Linked DNA regions of Homo sapiens: region 2 is linked to region 1. A link is an interaction called in ENCODE POLR2A ChIA-PET data of the cell type or tissue named here. Cell type or tissue: OCI-LY7. All regions are shown on one strand. Links, peaks and the distances in the headings refer to the core of each region. The heading gives the core; the rest is flanking DNA.

Evidence for each region. Peaks named below come from ENCODE experiments on the same cell type or tissue, not always from the same donor. Only the 100,000 strongest peaks of a DNase experiment are listed, where the experiment ranks them.
Region 2: POLR2A ChIA-PET joins it to region 1 with 14 read pairs; 3 of 35 experiments call an interaction of 5 or more read pairs at or near these places.

What each region holds. Positions count from the first base shown.
Region 1 is chr6:134,140,154-134,151,744 of GRCh38, reverse strand. No RefSeq gene overlaps it. Among named protein-coding and RNA genes, the nearest start is that of SLC2A12, 93 kb to the right of the region's middle. In OCI-LY7, for the core only: no CTCF peak of the experiment used is centred there; a DNase peak (open chromatin) is centred at 5,884.
Region 2 is chr6:134,645,584-134,657,174 of GRCh38, reverse strand. No RefSeq gene overlaps it. Among named protein-coding and RNA genes, the nearest start is that of LINC03002, 110 kb to the right of the region's middle. In OCI-LY7, for the core only: no CTCF peak of the experiment used is centred there; no DNase peak of the experiment used is centred there.

The DNA.
Region 1 (11,591 bases), core at 1,423-9,422:
CCTGCAGCAAACTTCTGCCTGGGCATCCAGGTGTTTCCATACATGTTCTGAAACCTAGGTGGAGGTTCCCAAACCTCAATTCTTGACCTCTGTGCATCAGCAGGCTTACCACCATGTGGAAGCTGACAAGGCTTGGGGCTTTCACCCTCTAAACCCACAGCCCTATCTGTACATTGGCCCCTTTCAGCCATGGCTGGAGTGGCTGAGACACAGGACACCAAGTCCCTAGGCTGCACACAGCACGGAGGTCTTGGGCCCAGCCCACAAAACCACGTTTTCCTCCTGGGCCTCTAGGCCTGTGATGGGAGGGGCTGCTGTGAAGGTTTCTGACATGGCCTGGAGACATTTTCCCCACGGTCCTGGGGATTAACATTAGGCACCTTGCTACTTATGCAAATTTCTGCAGCCGGCTTGAATTTCTCCCCAGAAAATACGTTTTTTTTTTCTATCACATAGTCAGATTGCAAATTTTCCAAACTTTTATGCTCTGCTTCCCTTATAAACTGAATGCCTTTAACAGCAACCAAGTCACATCATGAATGCTTTACTGCTTAGAAATTTCTTCCGCCAGACACCCTAAATTATCTCTCTCAAGTTCAAAGTTCCACAAATCTCTAGGGCAGGGGCAAAATGCTGCCAGTCTCTTTGCTAAAACATAACAAGAGTCATCTTTACTCCAGTTCCCAACAAGTTCCTCATCTCCATCTGAGACCACGTCAGCCTGGATTTTATTGTCCATGTCACTGTCAGCATTTTGGCCAAAGTCATTCAACAAGTCTCTAGGAAGTTCCAAACTTTCCCACATTTTCCTGTCTTCTTCTGAGCCCTTTGAACTGTTCCAATCTCTGCCTGTTACCCAGTTCCAAAGTCACTTCCACATTTTCAGGTATCTTTTCAGCAATGTCCTACTCTACTGGTACCAATTTACTGTATTAGTCTGTTTTCACACTGCTGATAAGACATACAGGAGACTGGGAAGAAAAAGAGGTTTAATTGGACTTACAGTTCTACATGGCTGGGGAGGCCCCAGAATCATGGCAGGAGGTGAAAGGCACTTCTTACATGGTGGCAGCAAGAGAAAGTGAGGAAGAAGCTAAAGCGGAAATCCCTGCTAAACCCATCAGATCTTATGAAACTTATTCACTATCACGAGAACAGCACAAGAAAGACCAGCCCCCATGATTCAATTACCTCCCCCTAGGTCTACCCCACAGCGCAGTCTGGGAGATTCAATTCAAGTTGAGATTTGAATGGGGACACAGCCAAACCATATCACCTACCTAAAGTAGCTCCCTTATAAATCATTCTGTCTTTCCAACATGTTTATTTCTTTTATCACACTACACTCTGCAATTATTCACTTATTTATTATTTATCTCATCTTAGAATATCAGCTCCATGTGGGCAGAGTCCTTATTTATGTGTTCTCTCTCTAGCACCTATATGCCTAGCATATAGTAAGTGCTCAATGCATGTTTGTTGAATGCACAAATAACTAATTCACTTGTACAATACATTCCAGACATTTTATTTTATTTATTTTTTTGAGACAGAGTCTCCTTGTGTCACCCAGGCTGGAGTGTGGTGGCAGGATCTCAGCTCACTGCAACCTCTGCCTCCTGGATTCAAGCAATTCTTGTGTGTCAGCCTCCCAAGTAGCTGGGATTACAGGCACCAGCCACCACACCTGGCTAATTTTTGTATTTTAAGTAGAGACGAGGCTTCCCCATGTTGGCCAGGCTGGTCTTGAACTCCTGACCTCAAGTGATCCACCCACGTCAGCCTCCCAAAGTGCTGGGATTACAGGTGTGAGCCACCGCACCCGCCCAATTCCAGATATTTTAAAAATCATCTCTGCATTTGAAAGGAGAGATGCTAATACCTGGATCCATGTTAGCTGATCAGGTAGTCAAAACAAACAAGCAAACAAACAAAAAACATTGATCACCTGACATTAAACCTGACATTAAAACTTCAGACCAGGCCAGGTGCAGTGGCTCACACCTGTAATCCCAGCACCTTGAGAGGCCCAGGCAAGCGGATCACTTGAGGTCAGGAGTTCAAGACCAGCCTGGCCAACATGGTGAAATCCCATCTCTACTAAAAATATAAAAATTAGCGAGACATGGTGGCAGGTGCCTGTAGTCCCAGCTATTTGGGAGACTGAGGCAGGAGAATGGCTTGAACCTGGGAGATGGAGGTTGCAGTGAGCTGAGATCGCACCATTGTATTGCAGCCTGGGTGACAGAGCGAGACTTCGTCTCAATAAATAAATAAATAAATAAATAAAATTTAAAAAGAGCTATAACATGTATACAACAGAGTCAGAATTCAAAAAGATTTTTGAAAGAATGAAACCAGATGAAAACTGACAATAAAGTTTCAGATCAAAGTCCAAAGAGTCAACTTCACCACTATAGAATTGCAAAGATTGAGCTTAACAGCACATGCAAACATTATACCACTTAATTGATTGCAAACTCAATGTGAGTCAAGTGCAAATGTTTCCAAAAATCACATTTAAGAGCACATTTCCAAAAATGTGCTCTTAGGCTGACTAGTAGAAGTACTGTGTCCAGAAGAAAAACAGCTCCATCCTTTATTGATGAAGCAATGCCAGGAGAACAAGATTTAGTTTCTGGCAGGATCTTTGAAGAAAGCCATTCCAGTTAACATGAGTAGAATGAGAAAGGTATTGATCAATTTCCATAAGCAAAAACTATGGATGTCTAGCCTGAGAAAGAGGACTTTTGGGGTGAAATTTAGCTTGAGAGAGGAATGAAGAGGGTATACAGAAACAGAGCGTGGGGTAGCTGTTCATAAATATTTCATGTGAAAGAGGGATCTGCCTTATCCTGCTGTGTTATGTGGCAGGATGAAACTACAGCTGGGTCGAAATCAAAGCCATGCAGATCTTGAAGCAATTGGAGGAGGAAATCTGTAGCACTCCCAATGTCAAACAAAGGAGTGAGTTCTTGACAGGTGGAGTGAGCAGGTTATGGCTCTGTAATGACTCTTGGGGCCAGGTTATACTGGGAATTCCTGTATCAGGTAGGGGCCTGGGCAGGTAATCCCTACATTTTCTTTGAGTTCTAAATATTTTATGCTTTCAAAGGTCTCTCAGAGATCTGGGGAATAAAATAAAATTTGCAAGTGTATTTGGGAGTATATAAAAGTGCTTTACAGGCATAACCTACTATTTTTTTCTTTTGCTTTTGTCTTTTTTTTTTTTTTTTGACATGGGGTCTGGCTCTGTCCTCCAAGCTGCAGTGCAGTATCATAATCTTGGCTCACTGCAACTGCCACCTCCTGGGCTCAAGAGATCCTCCCTCAGCCTCCTGAGTAGCTGGGACTATAGGCGTGCACCACCATGTGTGGCTAATTTTTGTATTATTTTGGTAGGGATGGGGTTTGCCATGCCTTGAACTGGTCTTGAACTCCTGAGCTCAAGCAATTCACCTGCCTCGGCTTCTCAAAGTCCTGGGATTACAGGCGTGAGCCACTGCTCCCGGCCATAACCTATTATTTTCATCTACCATTAAAATGTTACTCCATATACTTTATCACTTAAACATGAGTTTTAGTTCTTTGAAATAGCTAAGAAAGATATCTAAAGTAGGATTATAATAAGAAAATGGAAAAACTTTTCAATTGATGTTTTTAAATAATCACAGTAAATGATGCCACATTCGTAGTTCACTTGCTTGGAGAGGCTACTTCCAGGGGAGACAAGGAGGCCAAACCCTGCTCTGTTGAAGATCTGACAAGAGTACTGTTCATTTCAGCAGCTGATGTTTCACAGCGGAATCCTCAGGAAAATTAGGACTGAGTTATTTGGGGAAAGCCTCATAACATCCATTTTAAACCAGAATGACAACAACTGCCAGACCAGCCTGGGACACATCCTGGAAATAGATATTCCCACAGCCTTCCTTACTCCAGTCCTCCAACCCCACCAAATTCACAAGTGGGAGGGTAGAGGGTCTCATTATACAGGAGAACTTTCCAGTAGTGTGAATTGTGGGTTAATAAACTCTGGAATGTGTTCTGGGGGATGGATGAAGATAAACTCCTTCCTTGGACGGGATCATTAAAATAAATAGGATAGATTCTCATTTGTCGGGGGTGATTTAAGGCAGGCATGGAGGGCTGGACCACTTAGCACCCAGGACGCTCCTACTACTCACACCCATATCAGGGTTGCTCAGGGAAAAGTTACCAAAACCAAGGATCACCCTGCTGTGGTCAAATAAATCACTGCCGACGCAAAGCAGCGTTGATGCTGACATGAGGCAGCTGCTAGACTCAGGTGGAGATCAAGCCCTCTGCATTTTATAGCAGGTGAGTACATGGCAAGTACATCACAGTCTTTCTGGAAGCAGTTCATGCCAGCCCTTGCACAATCCTAAAACTACAGACCAAATGTGCTAAGGTACAACCAAATTCTAGCTAGAAAAAACAAAATGAATTGGCTGGTAACTCTTAGCTGATGGGAACTGATGTGGTTTGTCTGTGTCCCCGCCCAGATCTCATCTTGAATTGTGGTTCCCATAATCCCCATGCGTTGAGGAGGGAGGGACCTTGTGTGCGGTAGCTGAATCATGGGGGTGGTTACCTCCAAGCTGTTCTCCTGATAGTGAGAAGGTTCTCCCAAGATCCGAAGGTTTTATAAGGAACTTTTCCCCGCTTTTACTCCGCACTTCTTCCTGCTGCCATGTGAAGAACAGCATGTTTGCTTCCCCTTCCGCCATGATTGTAGGTTTCCTGGGGCCTCCCCAGCCCTGCAGAACTGTGATTCAATTAGACCTCTTCCCTTTACAAATTTACAAATTACCCAGCCTTGGGTATGTGAAGAACAGCGTGTTTGCTTCCCCTTCCCCCATGATTGTAGGTTTCCTGGGGCCTCCCCAGCCCTGCAGAACTGTGATTCAATTAGACCTCTTCCTTTTACAAATTTACAAATTACCCAGTCTTGGGTATGTCCTTATAGCAGCGTGAGAATGGACTAATATAGGGCCCACTCTCCAAATCCAAATCTTCCAAATCCCAGTTTTCTAGGAGTGAACTCCCAGGAATCTAGGATAATCTCTTAGGGTCATGGAGGGGCAGGGCTACCAGATCCTGGACACAGCATTATCGTTTCCAGACCCCCTGAAGCGACTGGCCATTGTCCCTCAAGTTCAGTTTTTCTGAGGCCTATTGTGAATGGATTATGTCTGCTTCACACTGAAGGCCCCGGATTTTGGCTTCTTCCACTCTCTTTTCTCCCAGGGGCCCTTCAGGAAATCTGGCATCCTCAGTTGTCTGTAATTCTACTCTTTAACTTGCAACAGTCTTATTTTAAGGCATTCAATTAAATGGATATAAGTCTTGTGTTTTCTTTGACGTCAAACCTTTTAACTTTTTTATAGATATATGGACTATTATTTTATTTTGCTTTCCTCCATTTCCAAAAATAGGTAGAGGTTTGATTTTGAACTTTCTGTGGCTTAGAAATACAAATGTAAGCAGCATCTAAAATTGTGTTATCTCCATTACATTTGGCACGAATTTTGAGGTCACGTAACCAGTAAAAATGTTATTAGTTTAACTTTTTCAAAAGAAGCGTATTATTGGTCCATTATTCCGGTGAGTAATGCAGAGGCATTTTCTAAACTGTTTTTTTTTTTTTAATCCAAGAATGCTGAGTCAATATGGCATCAGTTTACATTTGTTGGTGCTATTATCGTTCCTATTTTACAGCTTGGAAAAGGGAAGATTAAATGTCCTAGAGATAAAGAGCAAATCATCTTCCAAGCCAGATGAGGCCATTGCTGTGGCTCTCAGCAGCTCTATATTACCAACAAGGGCATGCTTCCCCTTTTCCTGGCTACAAATGAACTCCTGCTATTGGTGCAGAACCTGCAGAATGTCAGCTGCTGGGCACGCCCTCTAAGCAAGAAAAGGTCTGAGCTTTAATCCTTCATCACTACAGATTTGCTCTAATTCTAAAATGCATACTCACACTGCTCTGCCTGTGGAGTAGCCATTCTCTATTCCTTTAGCTTCTTAATAAAAAAAAAATAAAATAAAATGTGTACTCACAGGGACAAGAAGCAGAGGGGAGGGAAAGCCTAATCTATTCACTTCCAAGAGTCATTTAACACAACCAGCCCTGAAGACAAAACATTTATTAGGTCTAGTGGCTCTGATTGTGACACCGGCAGCAACGAAAAAGAGCAAAGAAAGAAATTGTCACCTTTCAGGGAAAGCTTGTGGATAATCTACAGCATGTCTTACCACCCCCTGGACTAGGGTCCCTTCCCAGCGGGGCTAGACGTCGGCTGTTGGTGTATGGGTAAGAAATAAAGACAACTTTCATTCTTACTGTCTACGAAACACAGAGCTAGTAATCGGCTGGAGAAAAAGTAAACAAGCAAATAACATTTATTATCTCCCAGAGGAAAATATGTTGACATTCATCTCCAGCTCAGTGTTTTGGATTGAAGTACTTTGTTCTTTCCCCTTTATGATACAAATCAAAAATTAATTATGTGCTTAAAAGATGTATTGATAGATTGATTGATTGAGACTGGGTATCACTCTGTTACCCAGGCTAGAATGTAGCGGCACAATCATAGCTCACTGCAGCCTCGAACTCCCAGGCTCAAGTGATCCTTCCTTCTCAGCCTCCCAAGTAGTGGTACTACAGGTGTCACCATGCCCAGCTATTATTTCTTATTTTTGGTAAAGGTGGGGTTGCACCATGTTGCCCAGGCTGGTCTTGAACTCCTGGCCTCAAACAATCCTCCTGCCTCAGCCTCCCAAAGTGCTGGGATTACAAGCATGAGCCACCATGCCCGGCCTAGAAAATTTATATCTATAGCATAAAAATACTTTAATGTGATTTTTCACTACCAGTCTTTAATCATATAGATAACATGCAAACATATTTTTCTTATAGAAAATTAGGATCACAAGTAAAGCTAAATTCCCTTTGATCATATCTCTAATCTAGTTTCTTTTCCCTCAAAGTAACAAATGGTTATCAATTTTTTGTTAATGTTGGTTGCAGTGGCTCATGCTTGTAATCCCAGCATTTAGGGAGGCAGAGGCAGGAGGACTGCTTGAGTCCAGGAGTTTAAGAGCTGCCTGGACAATATAAGGAGACCTGATTCTCCACAAAAAGGAAAAACAAAAACAAAAAAAGTGTAATTTTTTGTTTATGCTTTCAGATATTTTTCTAAGCACTGCATCTATTTATGTAGAGTCAAAAAATACATAGTATTATTTCATGTAAATTTTCCACATAAATATTATTATAGCATGTATACCAATTTGCTTTTTACTTCACAATGTGACATGAAGCTTACTTTTTACAATTTCAGTATAGACAATCACATAGGTGTCTTAGTTTGTTTTGCACTGCTATAACAGAATACCACAGACGGGGTAATTTACAAAGAAAATTGATATATATCTTATAGTTCTAGCAGCTGGAAAGTCCAAGAGTATGCTAACGGCTTTCTGGTTATATTATAACATGATGGGAGGCATTGCACAGTAAGACAGAACATGTGTGTCAGCTCAGCTCCCTCTTCTTCTTTTCTTTTTTTTTTTTTTTTTTTTTTTTGAGACGGAGTCTCGCTCTGTCGCCCAGGCTGGAGTACAATGGTGCAATCTCAGCTCACTGCAACCTCCACCTCCCGATTCTCCTGCCTCAGTCAAGCGATTCTCCTGCCTCAGTCTCCCAAGTAGCTGGGATTACGGGTGCATGCCACCACACCTGACTAATTTTTGTATTTTAGTAGAGACGGGGTTTCGCCACATTGGCCAGACTGGTCTCAAATTCCTGACCTCAGGTGATCCACCAGCCTCAGCCTCCCAGAGTGCTGGGATTATAGGCATGAGCCACCACGCCTGGCCCCTCTTCCTCTTTTCATAAAGCCATCAGTCCCATCATGGGACCCCCACTCTGATGACCTTAACTAATCTAATCCTGATTACCTCCTAAAGGCCCTACCTCTAACCAACATATGAATATTGGAATCAAGTTTTCAATACTTGAAATTTGAGGGACCCATTCAACCATAGGGACCCATTCAAACCATAGCAGTAAGAAATATGTCACTGTGTTTTAGCTAAACACTGATTTATAGACATTTAAGCTGTTACATTTTTCTCTATTATAAACATTGCTGCAAAGGACATCGTTGTACACGGGTGTTCCTCTGTTTCTCTGAGGTGAAGGTTAGAGAGGGAACTGCTAAGTCGTAAGGTATGAATATTCAAAATGTTAATAGTAATAATAATGGTAGTTAATAGTTACTGAGGAAATACTACCTACTTGTGATTCTAAGTGCTTTACATTCACAAACTCTATCAGGAGAGTATTTTATCTTAGACCATTTTACAGATGAGAATACTGAGACACAGTGAGGGTGAGTACCTCACTCCGGGTCACATAACTAGCAACTGGCAGAGCCAGTATTTAGGCCCCAAGCAATTCTAAGACTCGGCTCTTTCTTATCCACAACACTACTGCCTATAGTCCTCATTCTCTTCTAACTGATTCATATTTGCTACTTACAAGGGGAAATCTACTTACTTGGGGGCTAATCAATCTTACAAAATTGTATGTGCGTTTTTAAAATTTTTAGTTTGAAAAGTTGTTTTCATACTAATGATTGATCATAGCCTGGCCTTAGCAGAACAATTCATATAGCTTGGCAAAAGAAGACAAATTGTTCTATTGTCACCCATGTGAAATAGAATGAGGTAAAAATATGAAAACTTCAAAAACTTTTCAGAGAAGGGAACCCAAGGCCAGTTGGGCTCTGAGCAAGTCTTTTCTCACTAGAGAGCTTGATCCCCAGTCTTTAAAACCAGGTACTTAATCTATAATATCTGCTCAAACCCATTTTTAATCAAGCTTTTCTGCTTATCCTCTGGGCAGTCCTTGGAAAACTGAAAGAGAGAAGAATCTTCTTTGTATGGCTGTTGTGTGCACCATTCTGATTTATTTTATTTAACATTTTTGAAACAATCTCAAACTTAAAGGAAAGTTGCAAGTCAGTACCAAAAATTTTTTTTCGGAATTACTTGAGAGCGAGTGACTGGCATGTTGGCCCATCTCCACCAAATACTTTAGTGTACATTTCCTACAAACAAACCAATTCTCCTTCATAACCATGATAGAACATCAAAATCAGAAAATTAATGCCAATACATTACTATCATCTAATCTTAAGACCTCAAGCAAGTTTTGCCATTTGTCCCTATGTCTTTTTTTTTTTTTTTGAGACGGTGTCTCACTCTGTCACCAGGCTTGAGTGCAGTGGCGCAATCTCGGCTCACTGCAACCTCTGCCTCCCGGGTTCAAGTGATTCTCCTGCTTCAGCCTCCTGAGTAGCTGGGACTACAAGCACGCACCACCACGCCCAGCTAATTTTTGTATTTTTAGTAGAGACTGGGTTTCACCATGTTGGCTAGGATGGTCTCTCGATCTCTTGACCTTGTGATCCACCCACCTCAGCCTCCCAAAGTGCTGGGATTACAGGTGTGAGCCACCGCACCTGGCCCCTGTCCCAACGTCTTTTACAGCAAAAGGATCTGGTTCAGAATCATGTCTTGCATTTAGTTGTTGGTGTCTTGAGTATCCTTCAATCTGGAACAATTCCTCAGACTTTTCTTGCCTTTCATGATCTTGATGTGTAAGATTTCAGGCCAAATTATTTTTTTATTTTTTGGCTTCCTTTTCTGTGGCGTGAGAGGCCAGTTGTTTTGTAAATATGTGTGAGTTTGATGCTTTTTCTTTTCTCTTTTTTTTTTTTTTTGAGACAGAGTCTCACTCTGTCTCCCAGGCTGGAGTGCAGTGGCGCGATCTCAGCTCACTGCAACCTCCGCCTCCTGGGTTCAAGCAATTCTCCTGCCTCAGCCTCCTGAGTAGCTGTGCGCCACCATGCCAGGCTAATTTTTGTATTTTTAGTAGAGATGGGGTTTCACCATGTTGGTTAGGCTTGTCTCAAACTCCTGACCTTGTGATCCGTCTGCCTCAACTTCTCAAAGTGCTGGGATTACAGGTGTGAGCCACTGGGCCCGGCCCAAGTCTGATGCTTTTTCTTAATTAAATTCAGATTATACCTCTTTGGCAGAAATATCATATAAATGATATTATATCTCATCATATTCTATTTGGTGACACACAATTTCAAATAGCTTCATTACTAATAATGTCATCTTTGCTCACTTATTAAGGTAGGTCTGCTAGGGTTCTCCACTATAAAGTTATTATTTTGTATTCCCTATAATTGATAAGTATTGGGGGTACAGAGTTTCAGATTATGTAAACGTCCCATTCCTCATCATACTTTCAATTTATTCTTTCCTCACTCCTTTATTTCAGTTTGTAATTATTGTTTTATTTTATTTAGTATGTTGTAGCCTTTCATTATCATTATTTATTCCTCTTTTTTTTTTTTTTTTTTTTTTTTGAGAGGGAGTCTGGCTCTGTCACCTAGGCTGGAGTGCAGTGGCGTGATCTCTGCTCACTGCAACCTCCACCTCCCGGGTTCCAGCGATTCTCCTGCCTCAGCCTCCTGAGTAGCTGAGGCTACAGGCATGCACCACCATGCCTGGCTAATTTTTTATATTTTTAATAGAGATGGGGTTTCACCATGTTGCCCAGGCAGGTCTCGAATGATCCACCCGCCTTGGCCTCGCAAAGTGCTGGGATTACAGGCTTGAGCCATCACGCCCGGCCATCATTATTTATTCTGATGATCACGTTGTCCCAAATTTGATATGTGTGAGTCCCTTCAATCTGATTTCTAGGTACTTTTGATAGGTCTCCATATTCTCTGAGCTTGCTTTGCCTTCTGGCAAAAAAAAAAAAAAAAAAAAAAAAAAAAAAAAAAAAAAAAAAAAGATATGTTGATCTAGACCTGGAAGCCACCATTTTTCCAAGGAGCGCTGGTTCCTTTTAGTGGAGAGTGGTATCTAGACACTAAGATTGAGTGCTAGGTGTGCTCATTCCTTCGCTGGGTCTTAGGATGTCAGTGCTCCCAGGATGACTGTCTCTCTTTCTCTCTCTCTCTTTCTCTCTCTCTCTCTCTATATATATATTCTGATACGGAGTCTCACTCTGTTGCCCAGGCTGGCGTGCAGTGGTGCATGGTCTCAGCTAATTGCTACCTCTGCCTCCCAGGTTCAAGCAATTCTCTTGCCTCAGCCTCTTGAGTAGCTGGGATTACAGGCATGTGCCACCACGCCTGGCTAATTTTTGTATTTTTAGTAGAGACGGGGTTTCACCATGTTGGTCAGACTGGTCTCTAACTCCTGACCTCGTGATCTGCCTGCCTCGGCCTCCCAAAGTGCTGGAATTACATGCGTGAGACACTGCGCCTGGCTCCTCTATATTTTATTTATCTATCTACATGAAAATTATGAATTTACACCGACATTTCTAATTCCAGTTGAATTCATTCTTGTTTTCTCCCAGTCCATAATTATAACTGCTTTTCCAGCAGTGAGAAACCTGCTCTTTTTATCGCTCCCAAATTTATTCATTTGCCAACTCCCTGGATGTAACCTAGGTCCTGTTGCTCCTGCTG
Region 2 (11,591 bases), core at 1,321-9,320, 510 kb before region 1:
CACATGAAACTGCAGAGACTCTTCTTCAATTGCCTTTCTTCAACTTCACTTACTCTTTAGAACAAGCAACACCTGATTAACAGTCTTGGCTGGGTGTGGCAGCTCATGCCTATAATCGCAGCAATTTTTTTTTTTTGTTTGAGACGGAGTCTCGCTCTGTCGCCCAGGCTGGAGTGCAGTGGCATGATCTTGGCTCACTGCAAGCTCTGCCTCCCGGGTTCACGCCATTCTCCTGCCTCAGCCTCCCCAGCAGCTGGGACTACAGGCACCCGCTGCCACGCCTGGCTAATTTTTTGTATTTTTAGTAGAGATGGGGTTTCACCGTATTAGCCAGGATGGTCTCGATCTCCTGACCTTGTGATCCACCCGCCCAGGCCTCCCAAAGTGCTGGGATTACAGGCGTGAGCCACCGCGCCTGGCCTAATCCCAGCGTTTTTAAAGACAAAGATGGGAAGAGAGCTTGAACCTAGGAGTTTGAGGCTGCAGTGAGTTATGATTGTGCCACTGCACTCCAGCCAGAGCGACAGAGTAAGACCCTGTCTCAAAAAAATAACAACAACAAGAACAGCAACAAAAAGTCTTGAAAGTCTCGTCAATGTTCCTTTTAACAAGATCCTTTAGTGCACTCTAGTGTTGCAAAGTCTAGGCCATTTAGCAATGGGTCATAGCTATGAAGCAGCAGTTAGAGATGGAAGCAACCACAGAAGTCACGAGTACAATCTTGTATTTGTTTCTTATTGCTGCTGTAACAAATTACCACAAATTTAGTAGCTTAAGGCAGCCCACATTCATTTTCTTATAGTTCTAAAAGTCCAAAATCAGTTCCACTGGGCTAAAGTCAAGGTGTTTACAAGGTTAGTTCCTTTGGGATAATCTGAGGAGAGAATCCGTTTTCTTGACTTTTTCAGCTTCTAGCAGATGCCTGTCTTTGTTGGCTTATGGCCACTTCCTTCATTCTCAAATCACATCACTCCAATCCCTGCTTCCATTGTCATATTGCCTTCTCTGATTCTGACTCCTTTATATAAGGACATTTGGGTCCCTTTCCTAAGGACAGTTGTAATTACATCAAGTCCACTCAACTAGTCTAGTAATAGTTTCCTTATCTCAGGGTCCTTAAGCTAATCACATCTGCAAAGTCTCTATTGACACATAAGTTAACATTCATAGGTTTCAAGGATTAGAAACCGGGCATGTTTAGGGGTTCGTTATTTAGCTTGCCACAAACCTCCCTATTTTACAGACAAGGGAGTTCATGCCCAAGTTGGTATAAGACCATACAAGTCGTGACAGAGCTGAGCCTACATAGCTTACTGTTTCTGATGCCCATGATGTCAATCTTTCATGCTTTCCTTGAGGAATCAGTGGTGCTCTTTGAAGAACAGATCCCCTCTGGGAGAGCCACAGCAGACATCCCAGCCAACTGAGAGTGAGACTGACCAGGCATATCCAGTGCGGCCGTTCAGGAGCAAGGAGGGCTCTTCATCCTTAGTGTCACTGGGCAAGAACCATCCCAAGAGAGAAATAAATGCTTTTTGTGAGACCAGAAAAGGGCTGAGGAGCTCTTCTTCCATTAAACTAAGAAATTGGAGAAAAGAAAAGAAAGAAATGGGAAGAACAAAGAGGGCAGAATGTAGAGAAAAGAAGGACATGTTGTGGCTCAGAGGCAAAGGGAAAGAAGAAGAAGATGATCATAACATGATCTCTTTATTAGTGTCTAGAGTTTATCTTCTATGTCACCTTGTTTCTTTATGTATTTGTATCTGCTGCTTGCAACTTATGTCCTTTACTGATTGATCTTCCTCAATATTAGATTCCCCAGAGAGTAGCAATAATTTCCATCTTTTTATATACCACTGAGCACAAATAGGTGCTTTATAACAGTTTTAATCATTTTAAAGACAATATACAGAGTGCAGCGTATGGCTATTATTAACATTTTTCTTGAAAATATTCTGGAAAAATTCCAACCTGATTTTGTACTTTAACTGAAAGAAGAGCTTGAGACGAATATGAAGAGCACATTATATTTGAAACAGGAAAATGAAGATTACCAAGAAACAGCAAAGGCATATTAACATAAAGTTGAAAAAGCAACACAAGAGATAAAATGGAACATTTGGGAAGAAAAAGTAAGTTTAAATATTATTTTCAGCTATAAATAGAATAAGGAAAGGAGAAATAAACTGTTTCCCCATTATTACATGAGGAAGTACTGCTGATTGATGATACTAAAATAGAAACACATTGCTTCTTGGCCTTTTGGCTAAGATTAAGTGTTTAAAATAGAAACAAAACATTATTTTTTCCCAAAAAGTGACCTATAAAAAGACTCAAACCATACATTAATTAGTAGGGAGGTAAATCAAGTTGAAAGAATATGGACCATTATCAATATATCTGTTAAGAAATATTGAGTATTTTTTATCTTAACATTTCCACATTTTATTTTTTTAGCTTCTTCAAGGTAGATGAGTTTTATGTTATTGTTATATTTTGCCCAATACCTGTTAAATATCAATACGCAGCAGGTACTTAGTAAATATGTGATAACAATTATTAGTGTTAATTAAGCCCGTTGAAAATATTTCATTGTGCCCCTATCAACAAACTTAGATATTTAACTTAGAATATTTATTTATGCTTAACACAAAATATATCAAAATTAAAGTGAATCTAGTATACCTCAATTTTGATTTTGGATATTTTAGGCAAATGCCTGAAAACCTACTCAAATGCTCTCCATTCCTGCCCTTGGAAATCTCACTCATTCTTCATAACCCAACTTAGTGGCTACATCCTCATAAGACCTTCCCTGATTCTATAAGCCATTTCTGACCCTTCTGAATTTCTACACTTTAGATAATTCACATTGTCTTTATAGTTACACTATTGACTTTAATTAGAATTCTTTCTATGTCTATATCATCTACTACATTTTAATTTTTCTTTTTTTTCCTTCTTTTTTTTTTTTGACATGGAGTCTTGCTCTTGTTGCCCAGGCTAGAGTGCAATGGCACGATCTCAGCTCACTCCAACCTCCGCCTCCCGAGTTCAAGTGATTCTCCTGCCTCAGCCTCCTGAGTAGCTGGGATTACAGGTGCATGCCACCACACCCAGCTAATTTTTTGTATTTTTAGTAGAGATGGGGTTTCACACTCTTGGCCAGCCTGGCCTTGAACTCCTGACCTCAGGTGATCCACCCTCCTCAGCCTCCCAAAGTGCTGGGATTACAGGCATGAGCCACTGTGCCCAGCCTAAATTTTAATTTTTCAAAGGCCAAGACTGTCTATTCATCTTTGCATCTTCATATGCTTCATGTACTAGTTATCTACAAGTGGCCAATATACATGTAAGCAAATAGATATGGATAGATATAGAATAAACAAATAACTGTAATGACTGGTCTACAATAATAACTCAGAATTACCTTCATCAGTCCCTCCTTAATCCACCTGTTGAATCAGTTCCTCAAGGTGTGATGGTGGGATCTGCAAATCCATTATTTTTTTAAACAAACCTCCTAAGTTATTCACACAAAGCCTGCCAGGCACCTGGCACCAGCTGCATTTGGGAATCATTCATCAACAAATGAGCCAGATAGACAATTCATCTTATTGTGAGAGCAATGTTCACCATAAGCATGGATAATTAGCAGATGATGGGTAAATTGCTTTGGAGGGGAGAGAATACATGATTTCAAAAGTAAGAAATGGAATATATCAACTAGAGGTGAGATAGATTGGTAATTTGGGTAAAACTAATCTGAGAAACAACTGAGTCAGCTCTGCTTAGCAAGCCCAGTCCCATTCACCCCCAAATGGAGAGTTAAATTAAGACCACTAACTAGACTCCAGGGTACTATCTTTCTTGTTCTCTGTAAGCCATCAGGATAATTATGAGTCACTCTCCTTTCTTTCCATCAAGACCTGTTACAATAATTTATCTATATATGAAGGCTACCTTTGGAAGGCTACCTTTGATACCTTTGACATTCTTTTGTTTTTTTTTGTTTTTTTTGGTTTTTTTTTGAGATGGAGTCTTGCCTTGCTCTGTCACCTAGGCTGGAGTGCAGTAGTACGATCTCGGCTCACTGCAACCTCTGCCTCCCAGGTTCAAGCAATTCTCCTGCCTCAGCCTCCTGAGTAGCTGGAACTACAGGCATGCACCACAATACCCAGCTAATTTTTTGTATTTTTAGTAGAGATGGGGTTTCACCATGTTGGCCAGGCTGGTCTTGAGCTCCTGCTCAAATGATCCACTTACCTAGGACTCCCAAAGTGCTGGGAGTACAGGTGTGAGCCACCACGCCCAGCCAGAAGGCTACCTTTGACATTCTAAGTATCAAATATGCACCACATTTTTCATGTTGTCAATAGTAACTTACAGGAATTTTTCCTTAAAGATGACTCCTTGAATCTTTCTCAGCAATATCATAATATGCTAATTAAAAAAAACTAAACTAAAAAGTCTCGAACATTAAAAAAATAAATAAAAATAAACCCAGGAGAAGAAAAATCAGGAAACTTAAGATCTCAACCTTTTTGTGAGATGGAAAGAGGATGAAGTGGTAACTGACTCAACAGAGAGTAGGGGGCTATAACTTATATGGCCTCTAAAGTTGAGTATTAATGAAAAGTGAGCTTATTCCTATCATGGAACTCTTAACATGTCTAACATCAGAGACACCAGGTTCTGCAGAGGACAAGAACTTAAAACAAAGGAATTGGTTGTAAGTCATGCTATTTAGTGACTGGACCCTTAAGCCTCTTTTTGTACTTACATATAACCTGGGATTAACTTACACCCCATCACAGGCAAAAAATCTGAGGTTTATTTTCAAGCAGCATTAAATAGGAGGACTTCAGACATGGAGGCACCAGAAAGATGGGATGAAATACTGGGCTGATCATGGAAGGATTGAAAGAGTCTGCATATTGAATGGTAGGAGCCTCCTCCCTCCTCCACTCTATTTTTATGTTCCAGACATTTACTTCTTAGGCAGAAGACAGAGGATTCCTGTTTGAAGAAAATAAATGCCATCTAAGGAGACATTGATTTCCGCATCCTACTGTTTGAGAGTTTCATTCAAAGTCTCTGACTCCCATCCAATTATTCTACTAGTTTCATCAGTTAATAAGCTCATGTTTACACAGAGCTTTTTTAGTGTATTGTTCTTAAATGTTAATTAATAGCCAGGGATTATCAGACATTTCAAGAAAGCCTTTAGTATGAAAGAGAAAAATCAAGTATATAAACAGAAAAGGAAACAAAAATCAGAAATTCAGATCATTTAGAAAATGGCTTTATTTTTCCACTGCCTTCCATTTACTGCTAGTCCTGCTCCAGTTCTGATAAATGGTTTTTGCCTCTTTTCTCTTTAAACGAAAGAGTTCTACCCTTGTACCTCTTCTGCGGGTTTCTGTCTTGTTTTCTCATACCTGAGACTGCCTTGATAACCCCCCCAGCACTCACTTCCTCCCAGACCTGAGCTTTACCCTGCTCTAACCACCATTCCTAGACACACATAGGTCACTTGTCCCTTGTATACTCAATTCCTGACCCAGAAACCCCGCTTTGTAGCATTGACCTTGTTCCCTGCTCATGGTTGTCTCTGACCTGTCCACCTGCTTGCAAGAGCTTAGATTTTCCATTGTTTTGCTCCAATCACCTGCTGTAATGCTGGAACTTTGCTGGTCCTGCTGTCGTCTACTGGCTGCCTATGCCTTCCTCTCCTGACTATCTCCAACCTTCAGGACGTTAGCTGGTCTTCTCCCATTGCCTGCATCTGCATCTGATCCCTAAGAACTTAACTTACTCCATTGGATATGTGTTGTTTTCTTTCCTGGCCCCTCTAAGGCTGAGCCATCCTACTGAGTCCTTAACTGAGTACTAAGTAACAAAATGGTTTGGGCACCTACGAGTCATCTACTATTCCCTAGTCTAGAGCATAGGTTGGCCCAAAGTTGCCAGTTAAAAAGACACAGCAACTTGGTTAAATGAAGAAAGGATCTCTATTATTCTTAATTCTCTCCCTGCAAGTTGAAATTCTGATTGCCTGGGTCACTCTGTGGCATAAGTTAGCAGTGGTAGAGACCTGTCCCTACTGTCTGCCTCCACCAGGTAAACCATGCTCTGCCACCTCAGTGTCCACAGCCATGAAGCCCTAACCACGCTGTCCTGAGCACCTAGTGCTACCTTCTTCTAGCCCACCTGGATGCTGAGTGAAGTCTCTGGGGAGGTCTCTGTTCCCAGAATTTCATAGTTAATTGCTGCTGCTGCTTTGAATATTCTCTTTTAAAAAGAAAGAAAGAAAGAAAGGAAGGAAGGAAGGAGGAAGGAAAGAAAGAATTCTTTGGAGGTGAATGTTTGAACTAAAAAAAATCTCAGAATGATTAAAATGTAGGCTGACGCATGAAAATATACTCCCCAAAGATATCTTCAAATAATCATCTTTGAATTTTTTATAGATTCTGGTGGAAATAAAGGAGATTAAAAGGCATTATTTAATTTTTTTGTACTTATCTTTCAGAAGTAGGGCTCTAGTTGGTAAGCCATTAAGTGCCCAGTAATGAAAGAAATAGTCTTAAAATGTAAATTGAAATGGGGAGATCTTCTAAATCCACCTACGTTTTTCATTGTTCTTTCTTCAAAAGTTTCTTTAAATGTAACTTTTCTCATAATGTTGAGTTCATATTTTAGCTTCTGAATGTTACCTACTTAGTCAGATATTATAATTCCTTTAAAAATGATGAAGTATTATTGTCTTTAGTGAAACATGTCACAATTCAAAACACATGATCATAAATCAGAACACCGACTTAAAATGTTAATTTTAGTCCACAAGTTGATTGTTTTGATTATGGTTGTAATTCTCTCTTTTTTTTTTTTTTTTTTTTTTTTTTGAGACCGAGTCTCACTCTATCACTAGGCTGAAGTGCAGTGGTGCAATCTCAGCTCACTGCAACCTCCACCTCCCTGGTTCAAGTGATTCTCCTGCCTCAGCCTCCCAAGTAGCTGGGATTACAGGAGCATGCCGCCATGCCTAGCTAATTTTTGTATTTTTAGTAGAGATGCGGTTTCACCATATTGTTTAGGCTGGTCTTGAACTCCTGACCCTGTGATCTGCCCACCTTTGCCTCCCAAAGTGCTGGGATTACAGGCCTGAGCCACCGCGCCTGGCCTGGTTGTAATTCTTAAATGTAGTCTGGTGCCATCCATGGTATAAAGGTGATTTTTTTAAGGAATGTAATAACAATGGTTAATAGTAAATAAATTACACAGAGACAAAGCTATGTGCTTTTAAAATTTCTTTCAGTCTTTCCTTTTAGTGCTAATATATATATATATTTTTTTGAGATGGAGTTTCACTCTGTCGCCCAGGCTGGAGTGCAGTGGTGTGATCTTGGCTCACTGCAACCTCTGCCTCCCGGGTTCAAGCGATTCTCCTGCCTCAGCCTCCCGAGTAGCTGGGACTACAGGCACCTGCTACCATGCCAGGCTAATTTTTGTATTTTAATAGACACAGGGTTTCACCATATTGGCCAGGCTGGTCTCGAACTCTTGACTTTGTGATCCGCCCCCCTCAGCCTCCCAAAGTGCTGGGATTACAGGCGTGAGCCACCGTGCCCAGCCAGTGCTAACTTTTTTTTTTTTCATTTTCTTTAACATTTGTCAATCTCACTTAAAAAAAAAAAGAGCGATTAGGCCTCAGGCACCAAGGCTTTCCTACATTCCAGCTGGAATTAGAATCACCTCGTTATGCTTTTAGTTTTTTAAAATAATTACCTCTTATTTATGACAAATGATGTTGGCATTTAATTTTGGATTGGTTTATCACAAGTATTAAGTTTACTACAGTATAAGGCATGATATACGGTATTTGGCACACAGATACAGTTCATTCTGGGCATGCAGTATGTTAATGATAGACACTTGGGAACCACTGGTTTCTGGGAAGTGCAAGGTTTCAGAGTTTCTCAAACTTGAACTATTGTTGGTTGATTTTTTCACTAAATCAACCAAGTCCATTTATTGTTTGATGTTAGATATAATCACTTGTGATTATAATCTTACCACTTATATTAATAAAATGCAACTGGTCTTGTGGCATTTAGGCCTAATACTGGTTTTGAAAAGAAATAAAATCTTTAAACCCCCCTGAAACAAAAATATCCATTGCTAGCTCCTGTTTATCTTTAAACTTGAGGGAAGTCTATGGAGCATATCTCCTGGCATCAACAAGATCACAAATGCAATGTCATTGAGAGAAAGGAATCTTGTCATAGGTATCAGTAAAAAAAAAAAATATATATATATATTTATTTATTTATATATATGTGACCAAGAATGTTTGTGTATTTTAAAAAATTATTGTCTATATAAAATAGTAAAATTTAAAAATTCTTATAGAATTTCTAAAGCTGACCACAAAATACATACAACACCCTGCCACACACACACATATACCTTAGATGTTTGAGAAACATTTGGCATAGTATTGGCTTAACTGTTTTTCTGATTTCCTACTATTATTCTGATGTCCTGTTAGGAATCCCCAAATAATAGGTTCAAGTAATTCCCCTGCTTCGGTCTCCCAAGTAGCTGGGACTATAGGCATGCACCACCACGCCTGGCTAACTTTTTGTATTTTAGTAGAGGTGGGGTTTCACCATGTTGGCCAGAATGATCTTGATCTCCTGACCTTGTGATCTACCTGCCTCGGCCTCCCAAAGTGCTGGGATTACAGGTGTGAGCCACCGCGCCTGGCCATGAGGTATGGGTAGAATTTAAACAAAAGGGTCATTCTAAATAAATTATCCTCAATCTTTCACTGAGGATTTGCCCTGTGCCAGCAACTGGGGGAAAAATTAACATAATTAAAACAATAAAAAAGTCTCATAGAAAAATATATTGATAGAGGACATGGATATAAACAAATCATTACTATACAATGTGTTGACGGGTGTAATAGAACTCTTTGGAAGCATCGGGGAGGAAGAAATTAGTTCTGTCTGGGGAATTGGGAAAGCATTTATGAAGGAAATGAGCTTTTATCTGGGCTTTGAATAATGAATGGAATTTTACCAGATGGAAAAAAGATGAGAAATACATTCCAGGCAGTGAGCATAACATATGACAAGGCATGAAGACATAAAGACAGTGCTGTGTTTGGGAAGGGTGAGACCTTTCTTTGTGGTTGGAGTTGGGGTAGGGTGAGGAGAAAATGAAGTTTAATAGAAAAATTACCTTGAGAGACATGTGGGGACTAATTTTTAAAAGGCTATGTATACCATGCTCAGGAATTTAAACGCATCCTATAAGAAGTTAAGTACAACAGTGCAGTTCAGATTTTTGCTTTTAGGAATATTACTTTGATGACAGGATAGAGGTAAATTCATGAGATATGGCAAGGGTGGGTAGTAAAGAGAAGGCACCCTCAAGAGAAAGTATCTTGCATGGGATAACACCAGGAGTAGGGAAGTTTGCGGTAAATTGTAGAAAGCCTTGGAGGCCAGATTGAGAAGTTGGCATTGAGTTCTGTGACAATGCTATACTTTATAAAGATTGATCTCGATAGGGTCTGTGCCACAAATTAGCATAAGGAGACTCTAGTGGCTAGGACATAGTTGGGAGTCTACCATGACAGCCCAGGCAAGAGATGGATATAGAAGACATCACTGGTCAACCATCCACCATCCATTCTGTTCTTCCTTCCTTCCATCTTCTAACTGAATCCTGGTTTTAGTGCATGGTACCCCCATCTCCTCCTAGCTATAACCTTCAGAAGAGGAGGCACCATCCCCTGCCCAGAGGAGGAATCCACTCTAGGATGAGCCCTTAGGGTCTATTTCTAGACAATGAGATGTGAAAGAAGTCCTTTAGGTGCCTTCTCGGAAGTGTCTTCTCCTTTTGAAAAAGGGAAACAAAAAAAGAGACGATCTTTTCTTCTGCTGGAAGTCGTCTCCATGTGACACTTGGAACTACCATGCCACCAAAATTTTGCTATGATAGGAGGAGCTAGTCTGTGGACAAAGCCAATATTCAAGGAACCTGATTCCTTGATTATGATTTAAACAAACCTGGAACTGCCTTCCCTTCAGACATCTTGTTATATGAGATAATGAATATTCTTATTGTCTGTGTCAATATGAGTTGAGGTTTTATGATATGTGCAGCAGAAAGCATTCATGCTAATGCAAGAAGTAATAAACGTTTGTGAATTAGAGCAGAAGCAGAAGGAAAGTAGTAGGGAACAAATGTATGGGACCCAGAAGTAAATCTTTGCTGCATTAGGGTTGGTGGGATTAGACAACTGAGTATCAGTGGAAAGGAGAACTATGACGAAGGTTCTAGGGCTGCTTGGGTCATTGCGAGCGTGGAGTGACAAACACAGAAACAGAGACTTAAAAGGTGAACCATATTGGGAAAGAAGTTAATAAGCCAGATTTTATGGATTTATATTGATTGTAATGTGAAGAAGTCTCTACAAAGTTCAGGGTTGGCAAACTGAGAAATGAGACCACAAGCCAAACAGTTATTTTCCTTTCCATAGGCTTGGAGGAATTCTTAAATTATGAATGCTTGCTTCTTGCTGTAGCTTCTACTATTCATTATTTATGTTTTCATAAGTATAATTAATGCAATTTATATTCACAACAGCAATGGATAACACAAAATGTAATAAGCAATTTCTTATTTGGAAAATTCCATTAGTACTTTCACAATACTAACATTCATAAAAGTGTTCTGCTATTACTTCAATTCACAGAAATGTGCCCATCTGCAGTGTAGCAGAGAAGAAGGAACACAGTCTTGGGCTCAAATATCTGCTCCTCCACTTGCTTACCGTTGGGCCCCAGCAAGTGGCTTAACTACCATGAGGCTCAACTACCATGAGGCTCAATTTGATTAAATTTTAAATAGGTTGCATAAAACTTGATCTGCAGGGTTTATGTTTAGTAATGGTAATTACCATACACACCCACATTTTCAAAATTGCATTTGTTTTCATTCTTGAAGTTTTCAAATTTGTCGTTTACAGATCATGACTACCTAGTCTTGATTTCCATTTTAGTTTTCTCCCTATGGAGGCCATTGTTATCCCCGGAACCCTCAGGTCCCAGAAAGGAGGAGTTGCAAATCTGATTGTTGAGCTGAAGGGCACCGTTTAGGCCATGCCATTTGTCTGGCAGGTCACTGTGTCAAAAGTGTAGGCCCAGCTGTCTTGTTTTCTCTGTTTCTTATTGTAAGACTAGCTTTCCGAGCTCCGGAGAACTCATCTCTTCAGGTGCTGGAGTTAGCTTGTAGGAAAACTAGGACTCAGCGGTGTCATGAACATGGTGAGCTGGAACCTACAACAAGGGTTCCAGTTCAACTTACCAGAGAGGCCTCTATTGGGATCTCTTGCAAATAATATGTATTTTTATTTTTCACTTTTCCTTGTTTTTTATATGCATAACTCCTCAGGAAGCTCATTAGGAGAAACTGATTAGGCCAAAATAGGCCTAATCTCGTGATAAGTTTCCCCTAAATCTTAAGTAACATTTGTACATTCTAACATTCAGCAAAGATTTATTGAATACCGACTG